2 separate regions of the Homo sapiens genome follow, and region 2 is linked to region 1. Evidence: chromatin loops called from intact Hi-C (ENCODE). Cell type or tissue: sigmoid colon. All regions are shown on one strand. Region 1 has its middle 100 kb from the start of BTC. Region 2 overlaps BTC (betacellulin).

Region 1 (2,500 bases):
TTTATATGTTAAAAAAGGCAATTCTCACAGGGTGAAGTGCTTGGCAGCCATGTGCATCCCTGACACTGGGATACGTCTTTAAATACAATGTAGGAGTATTTACTAATGCTCACATTTGGTTTAATCACAGGAATAGTCCTGGGAAGGGGGTAATGGTTAAATAAGCTGAGCCTTGATGGGTTGAGAACATTCATGGTGCTTATCTATTAAATCGGGAAGGTAAGTAGCCTGGTGTATATGGGAATTAACAAAACAAGACATAAGCTGGATATATAAAAGGTGAGGACAATTCGTCAAGAGTTTCATATCAGGCAGAAATAAAGAGCCCTGGATTTTTCTGCAAAAGAAACCAATGTTTACAAGGAAGCTTTACCTGACACCTCCTCTCCAAATTCTGCCCCCTGCAGAATTAATTACACCTTCTGCTCTTAGATTACACTGGGGATAAATGTCTGTTACTGGGCTCATTTGTTAGTATTATCATCAGCTGTTTATGTTAAGGCCTCCCTTTTGGAGCAGGAAAGAACAATACAGATAGTTACTGAAGGAATGCACTGCATGTTGTAAACACTGAAAAACATCTTAAGGATGGATGACTAGCATTTGCCTACTGTGTCTTTGGAGTCTCTTAGGTACTCCAACTCTTGTGAAGCTCCTACTATCTCTCGCTATATGTAGTTTGTGAGTGCCCAAAAAAGTAATTGTTTCACGTGGCGAGTGGTAAGATGTGGATGTAAAATGCTTCCAAAATTGCTCACAAATTTTCTTCTATTTTTGATGGAGAGGTGCTCCAGACACTCCTTTTCAAATACTCATATTTCATAAGTGTTAGTAGATTAATGCCTAAAAACTCATTTTATAATAATTCTTGGTGAAATCTTTTCTCTGTGGAAAAGCTTTGTCCACAGCTGATTTCCAAGTTTCTTCTTCCTCCTCTTGGCTCTCTGAAGTTCTGCCTTCTCTGGTCAGACATTTCCCTGGAAGGGAGGCAGATTTGCTGGCATTCCTCTGAGGACAGAGATGGATGAAGTGTGTGGGTTTGTTGATGTTCATTTGGTATTTTTAGCCCATGGTTAACAAAAGTAGAAACAGCCACGGGGTTTGCTTTTATTGCTCATGAAGTTCCCATCTCTCCCGTGAAAGTTCTTTTCTTCAGGAGAATCCATTTTAATTGGCTGCTACAGCAGCTGCTCCTGGCCCCACGACCGGGTTTGCTGCCTGAATCCTGGCATCTGGTGCAGTGGGCCTCACTGTTGCCAGGAGCCTTCCTAGTCCTTAAAAGGTTTGGTGTGTAGTCTATTGTAAGACTCAGCCTTAAAGACTACAATTATAAGTAATTTAGTTAAATGTGTTTCTAAAGGATGTGGATTTTTGTCCATCTTGGGAAGTCCCTGCCACAGGACTTTTTAGGATCAGAGTGTAGTATAGAAAGAACATTAGCTTCCAGCTGCCAGGTCCATCCCTACCCTCATCCAAATAATAAATGGCTGCAATATTGTTTTAAAGTTTCCTTGCTTAAAATAAAGAAAAAAATGAATATGCAGTCATCCCTTCATATCTGTGGGTTCTGCATGGATTCAACCAACCATGGATGGAAAATATTGACCATAAAATAGATGGTTGAGTCTGTACTAAACATGTACAGAATTTTTCTTGCCATTATTCCCTAAATAATATGCTGTAACAACTCTTTATGTAGCATTTACATTGTAGTAGGTATTATAGGTAATCTAGAGATGCTTTAAAGTGTGTGAGAGGATGTGTGTAGGTTATACACAAATACTACACTACTTTACATAAAGGACTTGAACATCTGTAGATTTTGGTATCCTTGGGGAGTCCTGCAGCAAATCCTTAGTGAATACCAATGAACAAATGGTATGTATCTCTACTCTATGTCTAAATAAAGAAGGTGTATGTGTTCATGAGAGTGTGCTTGTGTATGTATGCATGCACATGTAACATATATGTAGCATATATATGTATATGTCCAGTTCCACTTGGGTACTTATGCTGGGCTTTCATTCTTACACTCCTACAATTTATTTAGGTATCGAGGGCCCCAACCTTTGTTTTGCTTCATGTTTCATGTGCTGTTGAAAACAGGATGATGGTATCCATATAGGGTAGTTTGAATAAACTTCAACAAAGTCTTGGGTTCTGCTGGATAATGCACAGGCATCATGTAGGCAACTGACCAGGGCAGGCTCATACCACAAGGCAAGGAGAAAACAGGTTTCGTTCTTTCCTGAGGAACCAGAAGTCTGCAGGTGCTTGGTCTCCACAGATCTCATGTCCTGAGCTGCCAGCAGGGGGGCTTCCTGGTGCTGCCTCTGCTCCTCTCCAAATGATTCCCTTACATCTCCCCTACCACCCAGGCATCTCTCCTGTCCTCACTAAGGCAACAGGGCTTCAGGGTTAAGAGGACAGAGAGGGCAAGGTGGATTGGTCCTTTCCCTTGTCATAGCATAATCTCTGAGTTTCCTAAAGACCTTCCCTT
Region 2 (2,500 bases), 62 kb before region 1:
GGCCAAATGAGAGACACAATTGCCCACGGAGGCAGGTGTGACTTGTGGATGCATCAGGCTGAGAGTCGGTGACAGACACCTGGTGAGCAGCTGGCTCAACAAATGCCAGAGTGTATGTGGCAGTCAAGAACGTGGACTCAGTGGCAGACTGCCTGGGTTTGAGTCCCAGTTTTTCCACTTTCTATCTGTGTGATCTTGGAAGGTGACTTAGCCTCCATGTATCGTGCTTTGTGCATCCGTAAATTGGAGATTGGAGTGGTTCTTACCTCACAAGGCTATTATGAACATTAAATGAATAATATACAAGAAGCAAACAGACCAGCATCTAGCACTCAGGAAATACTATGTAAATGTTTAAGTTAAACAACCAAAACCAAACCCCAAAACCAACCAAACAAAAAACCTCTCTTCTCTAGTGTGGCTCTGATAACTTTCATGGAATGAAAGCCTTCTCTCTTATTATACTTGTGTTTTACCCTTTAAATGACACTAAAGTTTCTGAAAGGTAGGTTGAAGTCAAATCTTAATTAAAGTAGGAAACATTCTGACCATAATCCCCATTGTCCAATGTCTAGAGCTATTTTGGAGTCACAAAAGTCTGACTTTTATCCCAGTGCAGAGAGAAAGAAAAATGAGAGATTCAAACATATTCTACAGAGAAACTGGCAGCAAGATAAGAATATGATTCTATTTACAAGTGAATATTTAAAGAGAGTTGATTTATTGAACTTTTTCTCATTTTCCAGCTACCACCACACAATCAAAGCGGAAAGGCCACTTCTCTAGGTGCCCCAAGCAATACAAGCATTACTGCATCAAAGGGAGATGCCGCTTCGTGGTGGCCGAGCAGACGCCCTCCTGTGTGTAAGTGGAGTGTCCTCAGCCAGCAAGCAAAAGGGTGCAGAATGGTGCCCGCCTGGGTCTTGCCAGGACTGGAAAGTGTGAGCTAACCATGCCATCTGTCCGAACACAGTTCTGCCTGGTCCTGCCCCCAGCCACTTGTTTAGGGGCCCACTCAGCAACTACTTATGGAGAAACTGACGCACACTTTCCTCCTGAAACATGAGTATGTGAGAGTCCAGCTCCACTTCTGGGCTGGGCAGTGTCCTCTGATTTCTTGCGCAAGCAGAACTGATTCTTTTTGGCTCAAATAATCTCCTGGGTGGTTCAAATGGAAATGAATTATTCTGGCAAGTGTTTGGTGGTTTATAGTTAGTGTAAATACGAGGAAATTCCTGCCAAATTAAGAGCTACTTTTGTAGGAGTCACTTAAGTAGAAGGAATTAGTCCTATTTATAAATAAGAGATTAGCGAAGCCTGTTTAGTATAGTGGGGAATTGGGAGAAAAGTTTTCTTTTCAACTCTTTGTATTTGAGCCTAGCTCAATTTTACTCAGGCATACACAAATTTCTTTTTGCATCTTTTAAATATGTGTTTTCTTCTAAAAAGATATCCCACTAATGTGCTTCCTGGGACCTTTCCTTAGAGAAGTGGGAGGAGATTCTTCAAGTGCAATTTTGACTTAAAGTTCATAGAATGTTTATGTTCTTCTGCACAGTTGCCCCAGTATATAAGTTTTCTTTCCATAAGTATCTCAGAAAAATGATTCCAAATCCTAATTTTGTGGAAACTTTAAGGGTCATGAACTTTTTAAAAACTTAAATATATTTAATTTAAAAAGGAAATATGCGTGGATAATACATGGAGGCAGATAACAATTGCTAATGTAAGAAAATAAGGAAATGTGTGTGTGTGAGTGTGTGTGTGTGTGTGTGTGTGTGTGTTGAGAGGGATAGATCTAATTTTTTAAAAAAATTCATTTAATTGCTCCCTGGCTTGGAAGCACATATTGAATTTTAAAAATATTAATGATCTTTAACCCAATACATTTCCCTAATTGGTTCCTATGTCTGCAGATTTATTGTTCTTAGATATTGCTGCCCTCTAAAATGAAAACCACAGTGTGTAATCTACCTGCCTAAGATCAACACATAGATTGTTCCCTTCAATGTAAAATTTAAACTCGTTTTCTTAGCCTTCATAGATCATCTGATCCTGGCTTAATTTTCTAGCTGTATCTCACCATATTCCTAAGTGCTTTTCTAAAATTCTACATTTCATTTCATGATTTATTATATAAGCTCTTCTTGTAGCCCAGAAAGCTTATTCTTGCTATGGTTTAAGATGCACTGCACTCATCATCTCCTTGTGGACCCCTTCACTGACTTCCTCCTTCTCAGGCATACACTCAGGTCTGAGTTAGATGTCCTTCCCCTGTGATCTAGCCACACCTCTATGAAAGCTCTTATCCACTGGAGCATAACTGGTGGTTTCTTTAAATGTGCCTTCTGTGACAGTGAGCTCCTAGAGGGCAGGGCTCATGGCTTATTCATTTTTGTATTTCAGTGTCAAACACAGTCCTCAGAATTTACTAGGTGCACAAGAAATGACTGATGCTTGAACAAATAGTGCCCCTATTACAGTCCATCTAATGCTATAC

The links. Hi-C counts contacts between places; a loop is a spot of excess contacts. Peaks named below come from ENCODE experiments on the same cell type or tissue, not always from the same donor. Only the 100,000 strongest peaks of a DNase experiment are listed, where the experiment ranks them.
Region 2: a loop joins it to region 1, with 2.9 times the contacts of the local background. A loop is called at or near these places in 2 of 110 quality-filtered maps.

Annotation. Positions count from the first base shown.
Region 1 is chr4:74,691,798-74,694,297 of GRCh38, reverse strand. No RefSeq gene overlaps it. Among named protein-coding and RNA genes, the nearest start is that of BTC, 100 kb to the left of the region's middle. In sigmoid colon, no CTCF peak of the experiment used is centred here; a DNase peak (open chromatin) is centred at 1,217.
Region 2 is chr4:74,754,223-74,756,722 of GRCh38, reverse strand. It overlaps BTC (betacellulin), which reads left to right. Exons shown (of 6, transcript NM_001729.4): 3 at 747-864. Among named protein-coding and RNA genes, the nearest start is that of BTC, 39 kb to the left of the region's middle. RefSeq lists a silencer at 2,219-2,278. In sigmoid colon, no CTCF peak of the experiment used is centred here; a DNase peak (open chromatin) is centred at 1,002; H3K27ac peaks cover 349 bases.